Linked DNA regions of Homo sapiens: region 2 is linked to region 1. Evidence: read pairs that join two places in POLR2A ChIA-PET (ENCODE). Cell type or tissue: Caco-2. All regions are shown on one strand. Links, peaks and the distances in the headings refer to the core of each region. The heading gives the core; the rest is flanking DNA.

Region 1 (12,834 bases), core at 2,116-10,115:
GTCTTTTTCTTACTGATTTGTAGGAAGTCCTCATGTTTTCTGGGTATGAGATCTTTATTGGATAGATGTATTGCAAATATCTTCACCCACCCTGGGGTTGGCCTCTGCACATCCATAATCATGTCCTTTGATGAACAGAAGGTCTTAGTTTTAATAAAGTCTAATTCGTCAACATTTTTCCTTTTGCTTAGTGCTTTCTGTGTCCTGTTTAAGAAAATTTTATCTCCTGGAAAGATACTGAAGATATTCTCCTCTGTTATCCTCTAGAAACTTCAGTGTTTGTCTTTTACATTTAGGACTAGCATCTACCTAGAACTGTTATTTGTATATGTTGTGAAGTAGCCATTCAATTCAAATTTTTCTGTGTGGATTTCCAATTAACCTAGCACCATTTATTTAAAAATATCATCCTTTCCCAACTATACTGTACTAAGACTTTTGTCATAAATCCGGTGACTTTCTATGTGTGTCTTTTCTGTTCCCTTGGTCTGTATGCCTGTTGTCTCACCAATATCACACAGCTTAACTGTTGCCATTTTATGATAATCTTGATATCCAACATTTGATGTCTGGTCTTCCAACTTAGTTGCTCTTCAAGATTATTGGCTTTTCTTGGCCCAGTGCATTTATACACAAATTTTAGAATCAGCCACATTCCTTAAAAACCTGCTGAAAATTATGTTAGGATTGCATCCAATCTACCCAGCAATTTGGAGTTTTTAAACAATGTTTTTTATTTTACTTTATATTTTACATATGCCATTATTTTACATATTACATTTTTTTTCTTTCTGATTTTTATACTTTGGGGGGAAAGAAGGGCTTTATTACACTGGAGGGAACCATCAATACATCAATACAAGTTTGAATAGGAATGTGATGGTGAATCTCCTTGTCCTAATCCCAATCTCAGGAGAAAACTTACTTCCACATTTCACTTTAAATACAATGTTTGCTGTAGGGCTTTTGCATATATCTTTTATCAAATTATTGATGGTCCCTTTTACTACTTTGCTAAAAGTTTTAAAAATTATAAATAGGGGTTTAACTTTATCAAATGTTTCTGCATCTTGGGATGATTGGATGATTTTTTTTTTCATTCCATTAATACAGAAAATAACGTTGATATTTATTTTTTATTTTATTTTATTTTATTATTTTTTTGAGATGGAGTCTCCCTCTGTCACCCAGGCTGGAGTGCAGTGGCATGATTTAAGCTCACTGCAAACTCTGCCTCCCTGGTTAAAGCAATTCTCCTGCCTCAGTTTCCCAAGTAGCTGGGACTACAGGCACATCCCACCATGCCAGGCTAATTTTTTTATTTTTACTAGAGACGTGGTTTCACCATGTTGGCCAGGCTGGTTTCAAACTTCTGATCTCAAATGATCCACCTATCTCGGCCTCTCAAAGTGCTGGGATTACAGGTGTGAGCCACCATGCCTGGCCTTTTTATTAATTTTTGAATGTTAATCTTGCATTTCTGGAAGAATGCCAAATGGGCCATAATATCATCGTTTTTGAAACTTGCTGGATTTAATTTATCAATAATTTGTTCAAGATTGTTGTATGTATATTCGTAACAGAGACCTGCCTGTAATTTACTTTTCTTGTAAAGTATTTGTCAAGTATTGTTGCCAACACAGTTGTTAGATTTAGCAAATAACAATATGGGAAACCCAGTTAAATTTGAATTTAAAGATAAATAATGAATAATTTTTACTATATCTTGTGAAATATTTTATACTAACAATTATTCATTATTTATCTGAAGTTCGAATTTAACTGGGCAACTCTAGTTACCAAGGTTTTGCTTACTTCATAAAACAAGTTCAAATATTTCCTCTTTTGTATTTCCTATTTTGTATTGAAGAGTTTGTGAACTTTCCAAATATGTGATAGAATTTATTTTTTTTTTTCAGACAAAATCTTGCTCTGTCTCCCAGGCTGGAGAGCAGTGGCACCATCTTGGCTCACTGCAACCTCCACCTCTTGGTTCCAGCAATCCTTCTACCCCAGCCTCCAGAGTAGGCGGGATTACAGGTATACACCAGCACGCCTGGCTAATTTTTGTATTTTTATTAACAGTAGAGATGGGGTTTTGCCATGTTGGCCAGGCTGGTCTCGAGCTCCTGACCTCAAGTGATCCACCCGCCTTGGCCTCCCAAAGTGCTGGGATTTACAGATGTGAGCCAACATGCTCAGCTCATTTGATAGAACTTGTAAGTGAAGCAAAACATGCTGAGAATTTTATTTGTGGGAAGGCTACATACAAACTCAATTTGCTAATAGACAGAGGAACATTCAGGTTTTCTATTTCTTTATCTGTCAGTTTCATTAAGATGTTGATATGGTTTGGATCTGTGTCCCTCCCCAATTCCCATGTTGAATTGTAATCCCCATTGTTGGAGGTGGGGCCTGGTGGGAGGTGACTGGATCATAAGGGCAGTTTCTTATGAATGGTTTAGCACCGTCCCCTGGCTGTTCTCATGACAGTGACTTCTCACAAGATCTGGTTGTTTAAAAGTGTGTAACGCTTCCCCTTTCCCTCTCTCTCTCGCTTCTGTTCCTGCCACATAAGACAACTGCTCCGGCTTTTCCTTCCACTATGATTGGAAGCTTCCTGAGGCCTCCCCAGAAGTAGAAGCCACTACGCTTCCTGTACAGCCTGCAGAACCATGAGCCAACTAAACCTCTTCTCTTTATAAATATCCCAGTCTTAGGTATTTCTTTATAGCAATGCAAGAACGAACTAATACAGAATGTGTTTTCAAGAAATTTGTCTGTTTCATCTGAATTTTCAATTGGATTGACTATGATATTTCTCTTTTTTTGTTTGTTCATTTTTGATGAGGGGATCTTACTATGTTGCTCAGGCTGGTTAAAAACTCCTAGACTCAACCAATCCTCCCATTTCAGCTTCCCAATAGGTGGTAGGATTTCTAGTTATCTTGATTTGTTGAGTCTTTTATGAAATATTCTTTTTGTTTTTAGTAGTATTATCGAAACAAATTTGACTTTGTCTGCTATTAGAGAAGTCATATCAGCTGTCTCTGGTTAGTGTTTTTATGATAAACTTTTTTCCATCCTTTTTCTTTCACCTCTGTGCCATTTTTATGGCATATCTCTTTAAACAGCATATGATTGGGTTTTTGATTTTGTAACCAGTCTGACAATCTTGGTCTTGGTATACTTACTCAATATATTCGAAGTTAAAACTACCACATTACATTTATTTTATATTTGTTCTATTTGTCCTATTTCATTTTCTTCTTTCCCACTTTAACAAATTATTTTTATCTTTCAATGCCCCCCTCCAGTAGCTTGTTATTATAGTTTTTAAAATTAAACTTTTACTCTTAATTGCATATTGTCATACAGTTGTAAGAAGCATTACAGAGAGACACTGTGTCTTTACCCCATTTTCTCCAATGACAATATTTTGCAAAACTGTAGTACAGTATCATAACCAGGAATTGACATTGATACAGTCAAGATACAGAACATTTCCATCACCACAAGGATCCCTCAAATTGCCCTTTTATTGCCTCACCCACTCCCTCCCGTCCCCACTGCCTTCTGAACACCTGGCAACCACTAAGCTGTTCTTTATTTCTATAATTTTGTCATTTCAAGACAAAATATACAAAAAGGCATGGGCTTATATAGTATGTAACCTTTGGAATTTTTTTTCTTTTTTGAGACGGAGTCTCGCTCTGTCGCCAGGCTCGAGTGCAGTGGTGCGATCTCAGGTCACTGCAGTCTCCACCTCCCGTGTTGAAGCAATTATCCTGCCTCAGCCTCCAGAGTAGCTGGGACTACAGATGTGCACCACCACACCCAGCTAATTTTTGTATTTTTAGTAGAGATGGGGTCTCACCATGTTGGCCAGGATGGTCTTGATCTCCTGACCTCATGATTTGCCCGCCTCAGCCTCCCAAAGTGTTGGGTTACAGGCATAAGCCACTGTGCCTGGCCTGGAATTTTTTTTTCCCCCACTCAATGTAACTCCCTGAAGATTCATCCAGGCTGTTGCATGTATCAGTAATTTGTTCCTTTTTATTGCTGAGTAGTATGGTATGGATTTAGAACAGTTTGTTTAGCCATTCACCCAGTGAAGGACATCTGGGTTGTTTCTAGTTTGGGGATATTATGAATAAAGCTGCTATAAACATTAATGTATAGGTTTTTGTGAAAATGTAAGTCTGTATTTTTCTTTCTTTTTTTCTCCCTACTTACCTTTGGAGAAAGTCCTTCATTTTTCTGAGGTAAATTTCCAAGAGTACAATTGCTGGGCTGTGGGGCAGTTTCATGTTTAGGTTTTTAAGAAATTGCAAACTATTTTCCACAGTGGCTGTATCATTCTACATTCCCAGCAGCAATGCATGAGTGATCCAGCTTCTCTGCATCCTTGCCAGTATTTGGTGTTGTCACTATTTTTATTTTATCCAATCTGATAGGTGTATGGTGATATGGCATTGTGTTTTAATTTGCATTTTCCTAATTGCTAATGATGTTGAATATCTCATTTGCTTATGTGCCATCTGTAAACCATCTATGGTAAGTTTTTGTTCATGTCTTTTTTTTATTTTCTAATTGGACTTTTATTGAGTTTTGAGAGTTCTTTATATATTACAGATATTAGTTCCTTGTCAGATATGTGGTTTGCAAGTATTTTCTTCTAGTCTGTAATTTGCCTTTTACTACTCCTAATGCTTTTCACAGAGGAAAATGTATTAGTTTAGATAAAGTTCAGTTTTTCCTTACATAGATCATGCTATTGCCGTATGTTAAGTCTAAGAACTCTTTCTTTATGCTTGTATCCCAAAGATTTTCTCCTATGTTTTGTCTAAAAGTCTTGTAGTTTTACATTTTACATTTAAGACTATTATCTATTTTGAGTTAATTTTTGTGTAAGGTGTGAGACTTAGGTTTAGTTTATACACTTCTTTATTACAATAACTGTCTTTTATCAGTTGTAGATAAATCTTGGCTATTATATCTTCAAATATACCTTTCCCCTATTTTCTCTCTTTACTTTCTATGACTGGAGTTACATGAATGTAAGAAATCACACTGTTGCATTTATTTCTGATGGTCTTTTTTGTAGTTTGCACTTTCCCATTTCTCTGTGCTTCTGTTTTCTACTTATCTACCTTCCTTTTCTTATACCAGCAGCTCTGTTTACCTTTTTAAAAAATAATGCTCACTCTTCCTTTTATTCATACTGTCTTTCTAGGATTATTTTCCTTCTTCCTGAAGTACATAATTTAGTAGTCCCTTTAGGGCTAGTATGTTGATAGTCTCTCAATTTTCCTTAAAATTTTTATTTGCCCACATAGCTTTTCTGAGACAAGGTCTTGCTCTATTGCTCAGGCTGGAGTGCAGTGGGATGAGATCGTAGCTCACTGCAGCCTCAATCTCCTGGGCTCAAATGACCCTTCTGCCTCAGTGTCATGAGTAGATGAGACTACAGGTGCCTTCCATCATGCCCAGCTGACATTTGTATTTTTTGTAGAGATGAGTGCCCCATTATGTTTCCCAGGCTGGTCTTGAACCCCTGGCCTCAAGCAGTCCTCCCACCTCAGCCTCCCAGATTGCTGGGATTACAGACCTGAGCCACCACACCTGGCCTGCTCATAGTCTTGCAGTTCAAGAATGGCAGTTATTTTCTCTCAGCACTTTATATTATAGGTATTTTTCCACTGTTTTCCAGCTTCCACTGTTGCTGCTGAGAAGTCTGCCATCAGTATAACTGTTTTCCTTTGTAGGTGAGCTTTCTTTTCTCTCTTGCTTCTTTTAAAATTATTTTTTGGGCTGGGCATTGTGGCTCTTTTAAAATTATTTTTTGGGCTGGGCATGGTGGCTCACACCTGCAATCCCAGCACTTTGGGAGGCCTAAGCGGGCAGATCACCTGAGGTCAGGAGTTTGAGACCAGCCTGGCCAACATGGTGAAACCCCATCTCTACTAAAAATACAAAAATTAGTTGGGTGTGGTGGTGCACACCTGTAACCCCAGCTACTCTGGAGGCTGAGGCACAAGAAATCACTTGAGCTCAGGAGGGAGAGGTTGCAGTGAGCCAAGATGGTGCCACTGCATTACCGTCTGGGCGACAGAGCAAGACTTTTTCTCAAGAAAAAAAACATATATATATATATATATATATATATATATATACATACACACATATATATTTGACATCTGCAAGTTCACCTTGAAGTTATTGTGGATTTCTTTTTATTAAGCTACTTGGGTTACTTTATGCTTCCTAAATTTGAATTCATATCATTCACTGTGAAAAAAATGCATCAAAAATACTAAAATAGTGCCACTTTGTGCTTTTCTCTATTTCCTTTTTCTAGGACTAATTAAACATATTGCAATATTGATAAACATTATTCTATTTCCAATGTTTCTGTTTTATTTTTAAAATATTGTTCATCTCATTCTTCTGTGATTCAGTCTAATTTCTTCAGCAAAATATGTTAATTTTATTTTTAGCTTTATCTCATCTGTGTAGCTCATTCATTAAAATTTCAACAACTATGTTTTTTTCTTTCTCAAAGATCCATTTGGTTGTTTTCAGAACTTTTTTGTCATTCCTGATAGATACCTGTTGCTTCCTCATCTTTCTAATTTCATCCTTTTTCTTATTAAAAATGTTTGTATTCTGAATCTAACAATTGTAAATATCTGAATTCCTTGGGTGTTCAATGGTGGCTTGCTTCTTCACGTGCCTGGTCATCTCTAATTTTGTACTTATATTTATTCCATCAATCTGTGATATTTCTAAAGTAAGATGCTTTCCCTCAGTAAGGATTTCCATCTGTTTCTGCCAAGAGACAAAGTATGCTACCATTTTAGTTTCTTTAAGGAGTCCCAGCTTAATGTAGTATCCAGTTTGGTTTCCTTTCCTTTTTGTGGGCCTATAGGTAAAGATTACAATTCAAACTTCTGCTTTGGGCATTTGTTTTCATGGCTAATTTGCTTCCCAGGTTTACTTACCACTCAAATTACCATGCCTGAGTCTAGCTGATGATTGGTATCCCTACCAATCCTCATCCTCCGCCCCCACCCTCTGACTTATTTTGGTGTCAAGGAAAATTCCTTAGATATTTTTCCCATTTTCTGTCATCCTAGGAATGCAGTAAAAATCTATTTAGAACTAATTTTGAGGGGATCATAAAAATATCTGAGTATCTAGGTCACCAAAGTGATGAAAGCTGCAATCATACATCACTCTGTTACATGGAAAGACAGAAAAAAAGAAAAAAGGCCAGCTTGGAATCTGAAGACTGCTTTCAAATAAAATCACTGCCTTTCATTAATTCGTTCATTCATTCTGATTCAAACTTACAGGGATTTATGTACCAAATGCTTTATTAAGGGAGAAGAAAAGGAGCATGTCTCTACCCTCTGGAGGTCTAGGCAAGGTTACAGATACTAAACTAATAGGCTAACAAATATATATATAATTACAGATAGTGATGAATGTTATAACCGGTGATAAAAGAGGAAGTTGGATAGTAACTTTATATTTAAGCTTAAACCTGAAGTGAAAGAGCCAGCCACGATGAGAGAGAAGATAAGAGCATTAAACACAGAAGCAATAGTATGTGCCAAAGTCTTGAGGCAAAAAATATTTTGGTGTTTGACAAACTAAAAAATAGTTCTATATAGCTATAGTATAGGGAGTGAGAGTGAAAGTGGTAGGGGATGCAGTCAAAGAGATAGGAAGAGGGCAGGCTATGCAGGGCATTGTATGCAATGATAATGTATTACATTTTATGTGGAATTGGAGGCCATTGAAAGATTTTATGCTGGAAAGTGGATTAACCTGTTTCATGTTTTGAGATCACTCTGGCTATTCTGTGGAGGATCCAATGTTAAAGTCAAAAGTCCCTGGAATCAGGTAGACCAGTTCAGAGTCTATTGTGGCTTGAGCTTGTGTGATGATAGTAGAGATGGAGATAAGTGGATGGTTTCAAAATATATTCTGGTGAGAGAACAGGAGATGTGTTTTTTTGAGTAAGCAAAGTGGCTCTGCAGAAGATCACATACATAACTGGACAAGCGACTTTAACTTGTATCTGAAAGACTATCATCTCACTACAGCTTTCTTGGTGATAGAGCCCTCTTGAGCTTCTTTAGATATGTGTCAAAATGTCAAACTGAATATTGATGGAGCCAGCACAGGTAGAGAGCTGTAGGAAAAAACCGTGATCTTTCTTTAGTTAGAGGGGAATCCAAAATAGTTAAAATGTGAATGGCCAAATACTTACTGCTTATCTCAGTTTTCTGATGAGTTACTATAATGAAATAATCTAGTCCAGAAATAAATGACTTGTCTTGGGCTTGCTACGCAAAAGAAGAAAAAAATGCTATTAAAAAAGTTATTAGCCAATGGCTGCATATAATAGAATATCTATCTAACAGTATTATTATGAGTTTATTTTTCTGACATATAAGAAGACTGAGAGAAGATGGTTACTGGTAATGGTTCAGTAGTTCAATAATGTCCGGGTTGATGTCTACAATTTTCTTGCCTTTCTCTTATGCTACTGAGAATAGCTTTCTCATGATTGGTTTGAACCCGCAATAATTTATCATTACCTTTTTTATAATCAAGATATTTTTTAAAGTAAGAAGAAAGGAGAAAATGGGTTTTGGGTAATTAACAGAGTTCTGAACAACAACCTAGATTTAAGAATTTTAGACAAAGGTATAGAACAAGACCATGCTACTTTATAGTTTTCAAACATAAAGGTTTTTAGAAGTTAACAGTAATGAGTTATTGATATGAATTATAAGTTTAAAAACACCTATTAACCTAGAAAATATTTAATGAATATTTAATAATCATTACATTGAAAAATTCATCCAATAAATATTTGAGCCTATGCATATGCATAGCACTGTACTAGGCCTTAGGAGAGATGTAAAAACATGATATGCACCTCCTGCCTTCAAGAAACTCCTAAACAATAATTTTTGGTATTACATTTTATATTTTATAACACTCTCTCATAGGCGTTCTTTCTTTTGAAATTTATAACTCCATGCATTAGGCAGATAAAATTTTTACCTGATGAAGAAGTTGAGACAGACCCTGCTCTTGTCTCTCTGGCCATTACCACTTCAACATTGATTTCTTGACCTGAGGGCTTTCTCCAAAGCTGTGGAAGGCAGCTCTGTCCCTATGTGATCAGGGCAATTTGGAAATGCCTGGGAATTAACAAACTCCCACTCTAGCAGCCTTCACCAAGTGACTGGAAAGATTTGTTATATAGATACCCCAGCTCACTTGGCCTTCAGATGGGATAACTTTGAGGCCTGTGTTTTCCCAGAGTTTTCTCATGGGATTATGCTCCAGTCATTATAAGTGGTATCTGGCTTGATACCGCACCCTTTATTGACTGTTTTCCCTTCTTTGTCTCGCTTCCCCACCTCCTACTGGTGTTTCCTGCATCTCTTAGATAAACTATTTGCAACAAAATCCTTGTCTCAGGTTTCTATTGAGCATTTCCACTAGGTTATTTCCCCTAATACCTGCCCTGAAAGTGCCTGGCTTAATGAGGGGGGCACACGATTCAAATCAAGCCAGTTGGAATCCTTCACAGGGAAATTTTGTCCAGTCTGAAATACTGAGAAAGGAACTCTCTTCCTTCATCCTTGTTTCATTTTGGTTTTGCATCATTCTATTTCGAGTAGTGTCCGGCACAACGTAGAAACTTAATCTTTCTGGAATATTTAATGAATCCAATTCCTACAATTTCTTTCCTGCCAACTTGCATTCATCATCAGCCATTAATTTTAAAATGTATGAAATAATGTTGCTATAGCATATCATAGTGTCACTGCATACTGTAGTAGTTAAGTGCATGGACTCAGGAGCTAGACTGCTTGAGATATAAACTCTGCCACTTGCCAGTTGTTTGACTGTGCTGGTTATATTTCTGTTGTCTGTCAGTTCCATTCTCATTCTTTTACTCTCTCTATATTACAGAGTACTGGAATTCTAAATATCATTTCCCAGATTCACTTGCCAATTTCTTTCCGGTTCAGTTCTGTTAATGGGAGATTCAAGGCCAAGAGGATGGAAGGCATTTTTGCTTTTCTTCTGGCTCCGGCCTCTGCAATGCTGTGCTCTACTACCCTGACTCCAGGAGTGGCCCGAATAGGGTGAAGGATGCATAATCCTCAATTATGCGTAAGTGCATTTTTTCAGTCTAATTAGAATTCCAGGCTTTAAAATTAGATGTATATTTTGAAAAGTATATCTGAAAATTTCATAGTTTGTGAATATATTTTTAAATACAGTCAAAATACTAAGCACAGTAACAACACGATTTAGAGGACAAAGTTGTAAATATGCCACCTTTATATTTATAAGAGTATTTACACAAGAATTTGCAGTTTTAAGTCGTTATCAATCATTGAGTTGATATAAGGTCAATATAGTATTAATATATCACCTACACAAAAGCAGATAAAAAGTTATTTTCAGCAGGGCATGATGGCTCACACTCGTAATCCTAGCACTTTGGGAGGCCAAGGCAGGTGAATCACTTGAGGTCAGCCTGGCCAACATGGTGAAACCCCACTTTACCAAAAATACAAAAATCAGCCGGGCATTGTGGCGCATGCCTGTAATCCCAGCTGCTTGGGAGGCTGAGGAAGGAGAATCACTTGAACCTGGGAGGCGGAGGCTGCAGTGAGCTGAGATTGTGCCACTGCACTCCAGCCTGGGCAACAAAGTGAGAGTCAGTCTCAAAAATTTACAAAAGGATGATTTCCTAATATGAAAGTGACAGATATTCATCTGAATATGGGCCAAATGAACATTTCTATTACAATTCAAGAACTACAGGCTGGGCGCGGTGGCTCACACCTGTAATCCCAGCACTTTGGGAGACTGAGGCAAGTGGATCATGAGGTCAAGAGATCGAGACCATCCTGGCCAACATGGTGAAACCCCGTCTGTACTAAAAATACAAAAATTAGCAGGGCGCAGTGGCACGTGCCTGAAGTCCCAGCTACTTGGGAGGCTGAGGCAGGAGAATTGCTTGAACCTGGGAGACAGAGGTTACAGTGAGCCAAGATTGCGCCACTGCACATCCTGGGTGACAGAATGAGACTCTGTCTCAAAGAAAAAAAAAAAAAGAACTGCAGAGACTCTTATGGTGTCAATTTAAATCTACTTATTCTTCCTACCTTTTTTGCCATCGTTGTCATAGATTCTACTTGTCCAGTTTATAAAAATCCACAAGACATTATTATTGCTGTTTTAAGAAGGTAATACTCTTTTAAAATTTACATAATTACCCTTGATTATGCTTTTTTCCTCCTTCTAAGGATTTGAGATTATTTTCCTTAAGTAGGATTCCTGGCAGGGAATTCTCTCAACTTCTGTTTGTCAAGAAACATCTTTATTTTGCTGTAATTCTTGAAAGCTTTTTCCCTGGATATGGAACTTGAGGTTAGCAATTTTTTTTTTTTCCTTCAGCGATCTAAAGATGTCATTCAATAGGATTCTGGTTTCCCTAGTTCTGTTGAAGAATCAGCATTTAGACTTAACTGTTGCTGTTTTGAATTTATTTTTCCTTTTTCCTCTGGTTCCTTTTAAGATTTTCTGTTGTTAGTTTTCAATACTTTTTATTATGCTGTGGTCCAGATGATATCTTCTATTAGAGATGGTTTGACCTTTGCAATATTCTACCTATTGCTAACAGGGAGAAAGTTAAAGGATTGATTATCTCAATCCAATTAGAGATTGAGCTGTGTCCAGGCTAGGCTGCAAAGTTTTAGTAAGACCCTTCCATCTGTGGCTTATTTCTTTTGCTCATACATTAAGACATTATCACACAGTCTTTTGATTAAGGGATTGACAGTCTCTGTCTCCTTAGCCCTGAAAGACTATGAAAAATTCATTTCTGCTCTTTGGAGGGTTTGAACTTGTGTCTCTACATTCCTGCCTAAACAGTTTCAAAAAATGTCAAATGTCTTCAGGAAAAGACAATGATGAGTTTGTGGCAGACCCCTCCCTCCAGCTAGACTTTTGTCCACTAAACACTGTGAAACCCTGGGACATTTAGCTTTGTCTTTTAGAAGCTTCTGGCACAACTCTCTAGTCTCCCATACCACCTCGGCATTCAGCTAATCTGTGGAAAATAGGCCAGTACGGATATTTCAGAGTCCTTTAGTTTCCAACTGATTGTGCTAACCCCCACCAATACAACTGACAAATGCTTGCTGGAGTCTCTTTCATTTAGTCAAAGTCCTTCTAGAAGCCTAAGCCAAGTTAGACTGACTTCAGTTCCATGCCTAAAATCTACAGAATGTTTTCAAAACTCATCAGCATACCTAGGAAGGTCTCTTTCCGGTCTGGAATTTTAATTTGAGTTATTTTTTGATTGCTTCAACAGATCTCCAATGTATTTTAAAACATGATTTTTACAACTTGTCATTTTTTTTTCTAATTGTAGTAGAGGCTTTTAGAACTAAGTAACTTTCTTGTGGACATTTTGCTGCTGCTTCTTCTAATTATTATTTTTGAGACAGAGTCTCACTCTGTAGCCCAGGCTGGAGTGCAGTGGCTCAGTCATAGCTCACTGCAGCCCCTGTCTCCTGTGCTCAAGCAATCCTCCTGCCCTCAGCCTCAGTAGTACAGACTGCAGGCACGCATCACCAAGCCTGGCTAAATTTTTTTTTTTTTTTTCAGTAGAAAGGAAGTCTCACTATGTTGCCCAGGCCGGTCTGGAACTCTTTAGCTCAAGCAATCTTCCTGTCTTGGCCTCCCAAAATGCTGAGATTACAGGTGTGAACTATTGCACCT
Region 2 (12,834 bases), core at 1,940-9,939, 200 kb before region 1:
GCAGTTTTGATTTTATAATTTTTGATATCATACTTAATTGCATTCAAATAAAATTATCTAGACATGGTAAATTTAATTCCACATATATAAGATAATACATGTATAAAGTTATTCATTATGACATTGTCTTTAAAAATAAAAGATTGGAAACTCAATGACGATCAATAGGGGGCTAGAGAAATAAGTTATGATATAGCCATTCAGTGGAATGCTACGCAAATGTTTAAAGAAAGAAGAATGCTTTCTACCTAATGCATTCCAAAGTAATTCAATACATTGTTGTCTGTAATAGAAAATATTAGAAACTATATGAAGGTCCATCAATAGGGGGGTAGATAAATAAAGTGTGGCACATCAATAGAATGATATACAACTATGAAAAATGAGGCTACTTTGCGTATACAGAAAGATTTACAAAACATATTGTTAAGTAGAAAAAGCAAGCTCAAGACCTTTTTTTTGAGACAGAGTTTTTCTCTGTCACCCAGACTGCAGTGCAATGGTGCAATCATGGCTCACTGCAGCCTCAACCTTCTGGTGCAAGTGATCCTCCTGCCTCAGCCTCCTGAGTTATCTGAGACTACAGGCACACACCAACCATGCTTGGCTAATTTTTTATTTTTTTATAAAGACAGGGTTTCCCTAAGCTGCCCAGGCTGGTCTCAAACTCCTGGGCTCAAGTAATTCTCCCGCATGGGCCTCCCAAAGTGCTAGGATTACAGGTGTGAGCCACCTCACCCTGCCAGGAACAAAATTGATAGGGTGTTAATTTTTGTATGAAAAAAAGGAAAGAGTTTAAGATATATTGGCATAAAGAAATTCTGAAAGAGTACACAAGAAACTAATAAAAATGGCTATACAAGGGCAGTAGAATTGGGTTCATGATGGATGCGGGGTGAGCAAAACTTTTCATAAAATACCATCTCATATTTCTGTTTTTACCCTTGCAAGTGCATTACCTATGCCAAAAAATTTAATAGACATTTCCATTATGCTACATTTGTTTAATGAATGAATTTTAAAAGAATCTCTAATATATCATTCTTCATCATTCTCTCACCAAGTTTCCTTTCTGTTCTCTGCCCCACCACCCCCTTCTGTATCAAATGCCTTTATACTCACTACCACCCAGGTGAGGGAAACAGCTGGGGTAGAACACTTTGGAAAGGATTGGTTTTGATCCCATTTGAAGCCTAACAAGACCTAATGCTAAATTTAAAAAAAATATAGTTTGGGGAATTTGTTTGCCTAAAAATGAAAGGTGGGATGTGTAGGCTGGGTAATATCTGAAGACTTCAATAATAAAGAATTGTATTGTACCTGCTTCATGCTAACTTTTAATGGTCTCATTATCAATGAGTTTAATAATAATGTTTTCATTCTTGAATGAAGGCAATGATTCTCACTTACTCTCGGAAGAACTTATGAACTTTTTATTTCATTAGCCAAAACAGATTTTAATAAGGGAAGATAACTGAATAGCCATACTGAACTTTCTTTTTTAATATCACATCAACTTCTTAAATATTGAAGTCATTAATCTGTATTTGGAAACCTGTAATCATCTAAGGTCTTGTACAACCTTCCATTTATTAGAAATAAATTCACACAAAAAAGCGACAATGTTTAAATTTGGTGCTCAAAAGACCCTCTCAGCAAGAGGTAATAAAATGTCAGCCCCATTTAAATGAGACATTATTGACCCCCATTAGTAGGACACGTGCTTGACTTGACTTTTTCTAAGGGTGGTGATGGATTTGCTCTTGTCCATCCACACACTCCTGCCCCGTCCTCTCATGACTTGGGGCAGACATGTGCTGGACAGCTGGCTGGACCAGGTCTGTGGCCTCTGAACAAAGCAAACCTTGCTGGCCCACACAAAGACTGAAACTGTGACCTTGTTCTCATTAGCTCAATGCCCTAATCACCTGAGCTAAACAGCTACAAAAAATATATAGATTGAACTTTGTGTGGATATATGTCTGTGTGTGGGCATCAAAGCCAGGAATAAAATGATATATAACAACAAGCATGAAGCTGGCACTTGGGCATTAAAGGAGGTCCTCCTATAAGTTATGTGTCTTGTATGCCATGCCCCAGTGGCATCTTCCAAGCTGAGAGCCAAAATATAATCACCTTAAAAGAATTTTATTTCAGTTCTGAAACATAATATAATATGATTCTAACTCCAGAAAGAAATTGATCCTTGAAATTAGCAGTTAGTCACTGTGTACAAGGACATCCTAGGAAGCAATAGGTTCCATATCTTATATGATCTGGGTTCTCCTGAGCCTTGGACTGAACAAGGAAGTAGAGATTAAGACTAGAGCTAGAGGGGAAAACAGGAGGCAAAATTTTGTCACTAGAAGATACAGAAGCTGTTTATCCAGGCAAAGTTTCATGAAAGAAATACCTATGTTCCATCAGTTAAACTAGAACTGTAGGTGAGTATCCAGTGTGCTTGTGTGCCTCAGAACCTCTTGCTATAGAGATCTACTAACAGGAAGGGGACCTCCTCTCATGAAATTCATGATCATGGAGAAAGTCACTGAAGACCAGATTCCCAGGATTCTACTTCTCCCTGAATAGACAGCTATTCCAGTGCAACTAATAAGGGTCACCAAGACTGCAGGCCCAAAGCAAGACTCACCAAACGTGGAATATCTCAGATTAGATGAGAAATGTAAACACAAGTGCAATATGAAAAATTTCAATGTCATTGCTTTATTTCAGGAGATGAGATTAAGTTCAGCCCAGAAGCTCCTCCTCCTCACTCATTGGAATGGACCCTCTGTCAGGAATGACCTACAAGAGAATCTGGGTCACATCTCCAGGCACAACATTAACCATCAACCACTAGGAGATGGTAACTTAATGCATATCTTGGGTCACAAGAATCACATTCCATGTTAACTATCCAAAAATGCTACTTTCAAGCTCCTCCACTTTTGAAAGATATAATTCTCCTCAGCATGAAGTTCCAACTCCTTAACCTGACATTCAAGAGAAATCCAAGGCTAAGTTTTCTTTGTCTCTGCATATCCATGCCGAGCAGAGGGTTTCCCACATGAGAGAGCTTCCCACATAAAGAGTGCAATAAAGTATTAAATGAAGAAACAAGTGAATGGCTGAAGCTAATCCTAATTTATCTTTCCATGTGATCTCACTCTACTTCTCTTAATCTTTCCCTCCACTCATAATAGTCTTCTTTTTGTCCCATGAACATGGCTGGCTGTCTCCTTCCTCCAGACTTGTTTAGGATGTTCTCTCCAACTGAGAGGATTACCTTTTATCAAGTGCTTAAAACACTTTATATATATTATCTCAATTAATCCTAAAAAATTAACAAAATAGTCGCTATCATATCCTTTTTATAGAAGATGTCCATAAAAGCTAAGTAACTTCCCAAGATTACACAGCTAGAGAACAAGAGAACCAAGATTTGAACCCAGATCTGTCTGGCTCCAAAACTCTTCTCCCTTTCTGGGAATTATTCTTTCTTCATATCTCCAAATTCTGCATTTCCAAAATTGCTTTGTCTTTTATGGCTTAATGCAAGCTTCAAGGAGAGGAACTCTTCCTGTCCATTCTATCCCATAGTGATCTCTCATTCTTTTAACTTAGCATTGTAAACTCAATGTCTCAGATAACAATCATGGACTGCCTCAACACTCCATCTATTATTCCTTTTAACTTTTCACTGATCTATTCCTTCTCAGACTAACTAAATCAAAAGCTCATGAAGGGCAGATTCTACACATTGCACATCACTGTATCTCTTCGCAAGCATGGAAGAGACTTGTGCATGTGGTAGGCAGTCAACAAATATATGTTGACTGGTTAATGTTGACACCTCCATCTTTCCACCAAAATCTGTGTACCAATTCCTATGATTATAAGGATACACCCCTTGAAGCGTTTACCTCCTAAGGTTATCGTAATAAAGGACGAAAACTGGAAAGCTACAAAGATTAACTATGTTTTTAAAAATATTTTAAAGTTTTTCATTGTTAAACTTCTGGGGCATCTCTACTTCTGAGAAGTCTAACACACCAGCGTTAGTGAGATCATCTTGTTAAGATTTTCCTTGTTTCCTTCGAGTACCCTCATTTTCAAAGGTTAATTACCTGGTTGTAAACGTGCATTCCAGAATGAAATTTAACCTATGAGTTCTCCATCTTGAGGTGAATATTCTTAGTGGGTTTTTTTTTTTCAAAAGTAGAAAGCCATCTGTTTAACCAATTTAAATACATACTTATAGAAGAATAAAAAAATAGGAATACAGAGAGAGGTTCATGGATTTTAAGCACTTGTGAATATTTGTAAAACACATGACTTTGATGCTTGGAAAAAATATGAAGTGATACTTTCTGCTGTAAATCAGCACTGGCAAATAAAGAGGCACTAGAAGTTGTGATATCTTAAAGACAAAATTGTTTTGATCATCCAAAATGTTGATCATTTGTGGGCCATAGAAAAGGAAGATTTATTATTTTTGAATCATTCAATTTCTTAGGAAGATAAAAAAAATCATTTGAGAAAACATCAAACGGAATGTGGTTCTTATTAATATCACATAACCTTTCTCACAAAACTTTTCTCTTCTCCAGCCTAGCTCCCATTAGAACCAAACTAAACACGTTGACAGCTCCAAGTTAGGAAGGTGTTAGGCCAATAGTCTACCCTTTTGAGAAACTGAATCATTCATTCAATATCACTTTACTAGTTTTCTTCACGAACCAAATACATGGCAACAGACTCTATTCTGCAGGGTTTAATCACACACAAGTGGCAAAAACCACAGAACGCAGCGCCTAATCAGCCAGGCTTTCAACCATGGACTTACTCTATGCACATATGTCACTCCCATTATCATTAGTATCAATAAAACCCTGACATTTTACTCACTCAGGAGATGCTGGATCTCAATGTCTATGGTTTGATATGTTCTCATAAAAAGTATATCGCCTCATTACCAATAAGTTTATACGAATCGGTATGTTTTAAATTGAATATGCTCCTCCAGAGTAGAATAAATCATGGATTTTTTTCCTGAACAATTTTTGAATTATTTATTTTCTATTCTAAATACTCATGAAGCTAAAGTTAGCATTTCATATTTAGAATTTTTAAGACAACCAATGAATTCTAGGATTTCAAGTTTATTTTCAGTCTCAATAAACATTTATTAAATAATGTATGAATAAATTCAATCAACTGAACTTGGGAATGCAACCCATAATCATAAAGTGGTCTTCCCTAGAGGAGATCCCAGATGAAATTAAAAATAAAAGTTTCAAAAATTAACCTCACATATACCTCATATAGTTGACTCTACTTAACTCTGAGTTTGAATCCCGGGAAGAAATAGTCTTAAGATCTGAACAGAATTGCTTAGGCAGGGGTCAAAGATAATAGATGTGACTATATCTTTAGAAGAAATAGCTTAAACCAGATGTGGTGGCTCAAACCGTAATCTCAGCACTTTGGGAGGCAGAAACATGGATCACTTGAGCTCAGGAGCTTAAGACCAGCCTGGGCAACATGGTGAAACCCCGTCTCTGCAAAAAATACAAAAATTAGCCTGGCATGGTGGCTCACACCTGAGGCAGGAGGATCACTTGAGCCAGGGAGGCAAAGGTTCAAGTGAGCTGAGATTACACCACTGCCCCCGATCTGGGTGACAAAACGAGATCCTGTTTAAAAAGAAAAAAAAAAGGAACTTGAACAGTCCTTTCTAAAAAAGAGGAGAGCCATTGGGGCCATCTCCTAAATCCCCGGGCCATCCCCAAGTTGGTAAACCCAGAGTCATATTCCAGAGTCGTATGGCTGGCTGTACATCAAAACAAAACAAAACTGAGTTAATACCAACACTGCATTCTAAGATCATCCCATCACCCAACTCCCACCCCTACTGCCACTGCCACTGTGTATAGTCACATCTATTGTTACTGCCACAATCATATCCAGGTGCAAACCTGCTCATGTAGCCTACAACCTGAGACACTCACTGAGAACAGTGAAGGAGCCTGACATTGAGGGTGTGACCTTCCTACGCACTCCACTGGGGAGCAGAAGGAAGAAGACAATCAAGGCTGTGTGAGACCCAGGCTCCCTATTTTTATTATGGTGCTTAATCAAAATCATCATACCATGCAAACATTGGCATATATCATTTCACAACATCAAGTTTTTTATACAGTTAAACCATTAGCTTTTTGCCCACCAAGCTATAAGCTCAAAGAAGGCAGAGACATCTCCCTGGCTTCGCTAAAGTATTGCCTGCATAAAGCCTAATACCTTTCATATACTAGATGCTCAGTAAATATGTGATGAATGATAATAGATCAGAGAGCACACTAAGGAGCCAATCTGCATGGGTTTCATTCCTGCCTGTGTGACAGTGTGATCCTAGTTACTTCTTTGAGCTTCACTCAGTTCCTTGTCTACAAAACAGGGATAATAATTGTATCTTAGTGGCTAATCATGAAAAATAAATAAGTTAATATGAGAAACGAAGTTAGAACAGGAGCTGACACATAGTATGTGCCATTATTAATTATTATTATTATTATTATCATCATCATGACCTCTAATTACTGGTGTACAGTGGACCTTGATCAACTTCCAGAATATCATGCATTCCTACAGGTGTTCATCATCCTATGCAAGCATTTATCTGTATAATAAATCATCCTCCTTTTGTGAATGAAAAGACAAGAGTGCGCTACTTAATAAAATGAATTATTTCAAGGCCTGATGTTTTGCAATGTTTGAAAAGATCCTCCTGAGTAAGAAGCTTCTCACCACACTTGCCCTTTAGTATTTTTTTTAAAAAGTTGTATCTAAATTACTACCCCAGGTCCATTGCTATTAAACATAAAAAACAACTTCCACACACATACATACTTTGCACAAAATCCCGTCGGTGCGATTTTGACAGGTACGAGGAGACTCCCGATACTGCTAATTGTTCACTGGGCTTAACCTCAGATGATGATTCAGCTAAATGCTATATTGAATTTCATCACTTCCATTTCCCCTATTCCTGCAGTGACTCTCTGAGGGGTTTACGGTTTTCTAGAGTGGCCTGCCGGCTTGGGTGCGTGCACTCAGGTCACTGTGGAGGACTGTGTGAGTGGAACAGGAATGGGAACATCTTAAAACGAAACAGCTGCGTCAGAAGTGGTCAAGGCTCGGGCGCAATGTGATAGCTGCTATTAAACACCACTTTGAGCTCCTCGTGGCTTTGATGATTTCTTTCTTCCTCTCAAAAGTTTATCATTCTTTTCCTGACTTTAAGTCAACCTCATAAAATCAGCCCAATTTTTGTTTTGGTTCATATTAAAGTTTTGGTTGTATTGTCCATTCGTTTCAGAATTTTTGTTGTTTTTGTTTTTTGCTTTTTCTTTGTCTCTTTGGTCTGAGGAAACTATAAAGTGAGGTGAACCAGTCATGACAAATTCTTGTAAACAGACATGGAACTAGGAATTCTTGTTCCCTAGAGTTCACCTGTCTCACAGCCCTTGTCCTCCAAGGCACTTCCTGTTGGTAAGCATCTGGAAGTGTCCATTTGTGGTGTGGATTTTGTTTTGTGTTGTTTTGTTTTTTCAGGATCTGTAGTACCAATCTCCCTTCCTGCTACCTCTTAGTCCACTGCAAGCTAGTGGAGTGAAAATGGTTCTTTTCAACATCTGCCAATGGCGTCCTTGAATGAAATTTATTATTCACTATCATAAGAAAATAAGAACTTAATTGCATTGTTGAAATTTAAAATTTCATTTTTCATTCTGACAGTTAACTATTAAATGCACTTCAAGCTCCTAGAAGCAGTTCTAGGGCCTTCCAACCTTACTGTTAGGAAAATCATTTAAATAAAATGTTTCTTGGATTAATATACTTAATTCCACCTCTGTATTTAGCAAAATCTTTTCTTGGGGCAACAATTATTAAGTCACCACTTAAAGACTATTTAATGATGTTGAAATGAAGTCTACACTTAGTCAGCCAACTCACTGGGACTTTTTCAAACTCCCAACCACCACCTGGGATTCATCTCAATTCTCTGATTCTGTGTTTCAAATCAAAGATACTATTTGCTGTCAGCAAGTCCCCTGATTTATTTAATCCTTCCCCAAAATATATCCTGAAATTCTCACAATTTAACCCCTATTTGTCATGACAGCAGCTCCTCTACAATGACTAACACACTCTTCAGCATTATCAGGTGTTTGCAGAGGGCTCGGTGACTGCACTGGTGGCCTGGGAGATCAAGAGCAACCCTCTGTAATAGTGTTGTTACTTTATCTTCTCAACAAATCACCAGTAAATTTTAAAAATAACATTTATAATCTCCATTACTTCTCTCCGAAAATAAGAACACCCAAGCATATGGCAAGCATAGCATAATGTGTGGAAGCTCAAGAGTCTTTATAGTTCTCATTTTAAGAGCGTCAATTGCTAATTTAATCAACAATATGCATGCTTACTAGTTTTTAGACTAAACAGTACAATATAGGAAAATATGGGTTCAAATAGAATAAGGAAAAAAGAAAATAAAGTAAGGCAGGAAGAAGAAACAAGAAAGATGAGAACTCTGATTTTTAAAATAAATTGTGGCAATGGAATCTAATGTAACCAAGTTTCATCTTCTAGTGTGTAAATTAGTCAGCTAATAGATTTTTAAATCATATGTAAAACAGAAGTCCTATGATAGAGAGGTGGCATTTTTTCTTCTCCAAAATAGTAGGAAGAATGTCCTACAATCCATAATAAGAATCAAGGGGAAAAATCAGAATAATTTGAGTAGTTCGCTGAAAATCAGCCTCAGAGTTTACAACTCCTAAATTCTCAATTGTCCTTCCCCTATTTTCAGATCAGTTATGGAAAACAGGGAACTGAACTTCCTGAAGATCAGTAGGCATTTTTATTAAGCTTTTTATTTTGAGAAAATTGTAGATCCTCATGCAGTTGTAAGAAATAATAGAGATCCCATGCACGCTTTACCCAGTCTCTCCCAATAGTAACATCTTACAAAAACACAGTACAATATCACAACAAGGATACTGACATTGATACAGAAAATTTCCATTATCATAAGCATCCATTTTGTTGCCTTTTTATGGCCACACTCACCTCTCTTCCACCCCACTGCTCCTTAACCCCTGATAAGCACTTTTCTTTTCTCCATTTCTATAATTTTGTCATTTCAAGAATTCTATATAAATGGAGCCATACAGTGTGTTACCTTTTGGGTTTGGATTTTTTCACCCAGCATAATTCCCTGGAGATCCATTCAGGCTGTTGCACTTATCAACAATGTGTTCCTTTTTATTGCCAAGTAGTATTCCATGTGCCACGATTAACCATACATGCTTAACTGTTAACAGAATGGTTAAGTTTGTCTTTCCATTGAAGGATATTTGAGATGTTTCCAGTTTTTCACTGTTATTAAAGCTGCTGTAAGCATTCATGCACATATTTCTGTGTGAACTTAAGTCTTCATTTATCTGAGATAAATGCTGACGAGTACAATAACTGAGTTATATAGTAGTTGCAAGTTTAGCTTTTAAAGAAACTGCCAAACTGTCTTCCAGAGGCTGTACTATTTTACATTCCCATTAGCAGTATAGGAGTGATCCTGTTTCTCCACATACTTGCCAACATTTCTTGTTGTCATGGTTGATTTTTAGCCAAAGACAGAGATCCAATTTGGAACAAAAAGTAACAGAAAGACTTTCAAATTTAATGCATTGTTTTATTTTAACATTACCTGGAATTTTTTAATACCAGATCCCTTTGGTTTAAACTCTACAATTTAAATGCTGTGTACTTTAGACAAATTATTTAACATCTCTGAACCTCAATTTCTTTACATGCAAAACCTGTCCCTGCAAGTATAGAACTATATTAAAGGGATAATATGTGTAAAGAACATAGGATACAATAGATGTTTCGTAAATGCAAATCCCCTTCCTGCACATTATCTATTGATTATTATTTATTCTATTAATAATATATATGTTTTCTCTTAATGCATTCCCAGCACCACTTGTTTGGTTTTAATAAGAACAACAAGAAATGTTGGCAAGTATGTGGAGAAAAAGGATCACTCCTATACTGCTAATGGGAATGTAAAATAGTACAGCCTCTGGAAGACAGTTTGGCAGTTTCTTTAAAAGCTAAACTTGCAACTACTATATAACTGTCTGTCTCTACTCCATTCAGATGAATATGAATATCATTTAAAAATTGTGTTAACATGATAGAAAAGAATCAGGATGATATTGCTTTCAAAAACAAATTCAAACCCAGGTCTACCGCTGTGTGAACTTACGCAATTATCTTCCATCTGCAGTCAGCAACACTGGTGGTTTCATCTCTTCCATCTTTACAATGGACAGAATCAGACCTTCTCTACCTGCCCTATAAAGATGCTGAGTTCAAATGACAGAAATATGTGAACATTGATTTGCAAACACTGAAGAGCTATACCACTATGTGATCAATAGAGTAAAGCTAGTTATAGAAAATGAAGTCCACTGAACCTAAGGTCTCCTTCATTCTGTCACAGAATGTCAAGGTCAAGAAATGGCAGGAACCACAGTGATTTCAGAGTCTAGGACAGTGGTGCCCCAAGGAATGGGGTGTCAGAAGATTATAACAGAAATCATATTTGTTTTCATACAAACAATCAGAAATGAGTTCACTAATAGGGTAACCATTGGCATCAACACCCTTGCTTCTTCTTATGTTACTCAGCTGCCTTGAGCACACAAGGTAACCTCAGGGAAGGGGGAGCTCTTGACCACAGAGGGGTTAACAGTGGCCCTCTTAGAAGCACACATGGCCTGAAATGTGTTACAATTTGTCTGGCTCAGTTAGATTGAAATATATTATATAATCCAGTTTTAACTAAACTAATCTTCACCAAATGAACAAGGGGTTTAAAAATATTCCTGCAAAGAACCTTTCATTAAATATGATTCCAAGAAGGCAGACATAAACCATTGACAGGAAAATGGCAGAACTGACACTGCTCCTCCTCTTCTCAGCCACAAAACAAGACGGAAACACTGATGATATGAATCCAAAGGTAAATCAACCAGAGGATTTTTAAACCACCAAGGCTATTTGAAGTATGGATTTATACCCACTGTTGATGATGCTGAATCTTACCTTAAAACATTTAAACCTTTTGTCTAATTCTTCATTTTAATCTTACCCCTTTTTAGGTTATTTTTTGCACAGGTTTATCATGTACATATCAGTAAAGATGTACAGATGTATGATTTGCAAATAAATATACTTAAAATATTTTACTGCTGGGGTACATAATAAACACAGCAGGCAAATCATGGACCTAAGATATTCTATTTCTTTAAGGTGTTATTTTCCCCACTCTAGACGTTTGTGTCAGGCACCGATAGACTACACCACGAATGATGAAGATGGCATAAAACTAGATTTCCACTGACAGAACAGTGGGTTGTCATCACTAGAACCATCTTCTCATATCTTTTGGGAGCTCTAAAGACAGCCAGAAGCCATTACCTTCACCCTGTCAACCCTGAGGGCTGGGAGCCAATGCAGCCTCCTCATACCAATCTCCAAAAATTCTGTGGACTGTTACCGTTCCCACGCTTAGTGGCTCTCAAGAAGGTAACTGTGGCATGCCACTCTAACAGAGCTATGCCAAAGAGAACAGCTGATATTGAGTAAGTACTTACCCTATGCCAGCCCCTCATGTGAGTCGTCTCACTAAATGTTCACCACAACAACAGGACAGAGTCTATAATTATTATCCACCTTTTACAGCTGTGGTAACTAAAGCTGAGAATGGTTACTTTCCCAAGATCACACAGCTGATAACTTTTGTAGTCAAGTTCAGACTGTGCCTCTAACTCCAAGGACCTGCTCTTAATCACTATGGTATGCGGCCTTACATGCATAGTAATAACTTTATGGCATATCATTATAAAGATTTCTTTACAACAAAATTAATTTTTAAAATTTGTCACATTCTAAATGTAATCCTGCTTCCTCTTGGGATCAAAATGTTTACCAGAACACATAACTGATTTTGTAATACACATGAAAAGTAAATTACAGTGGTACTTATGGGAATTATTTTTATACACAGATTTTGAAAAATATAGCATACCAATTCTTGAAACAAGTGCTTTAAATCCTTTCTGACACAAAGCCGACATAATATAAATAACAATACAATAAAATATATACAGCTAACTATTTACTCAGTTGTGTCTGAAGTTATATGTTAAAACTTCTAGCACCCGGCTGGGCACAGTGGCTTATGCCTGTAATCCCAGCACTTTGGGAGGCCGAGGCAGGCGGATCACCTGAGGTCAGGAGTTCAAGACCAGCCTGACCAACGTGGAGAAACCCTGTCTCTACTAAAAATACAAAATTAGCCGGGCATGGTGGCATGCACCTGTAATCCCAGCTACTCGGGAGGCTGAAGCAGGAGAATCACTTGAACTGGGAGGCAGAGGTTACAGCGAGCCAAGATCGCGCCATTGCACTCCAGCCTGGGCAGCAAGAGTGAAACTCCATCTAAAAAAAAAAAAAAAAAAAAAAAAAAAACCTTCTAGTACCCAAGGCAATGAGAAAAAGTCAGTGGAAAAATACAATTATTTCCAAATATTCAGATAGTTAACAATAATTAGAAAAATCATAGGGTCAGCTGAGTGAATCTTTCAATTATTAATGTAGCTGTATTAATACCATGTGATATTAAGGTTTTTTAAGCAGAGAAAGCCCAGTGAGTTGCAGCAGCCACTCTTAATTCTGTGACTTTTTAGTGAAATAGAG

Evidence for each region. Peaks named below come from ENCODE experiments on the same cell type or tissue, not always from the same donor. Only the 100,000 strongest peaks of a DNase experiment are listed, where the experiment ranks them.
Region 2: POLR2A ChIA-PET joins it to region 1 with 6 read pairs; 5 of 35 experiments call an interaction of 5 or more read pairs at or near these places.

The regions. Positions count from the first base shown.
Region 1 is chr4:173,340,572-173,353,405 of GRCh38, reverse strand. It overlaps SAP30-DT (SAP30 divergent transcript), which reads left to right. Exons shown (of 4, transcript NR_183973.1): 3 at 1,920-2,040; 4 at 2,579-4,175. Among named protein-coding and RNA genes, the nearest start is that of HMGB2, 13 kb to the right of the region's middle. In Caco-2, for the core only: no CTCF peak of the experiment used is centred there; a DNase peak (open chromatin) is centred at 7,075.
Region 2 is chr4:173,542,328-173,555,161 of GRCh38, reverse strand. All of the region lies in intron 2 of HAND2-AS1 (HAND2 antisense RNA 1), which reads right to left. Among named protein-coding and RNA genes, the nearest start is that of HAND2-AS1, 18 kb to the right of the region's middle. In Caco-2, for the core only: no CTCF peak of the experiment used is centred there; no DNase peak of the experiment used is centred there.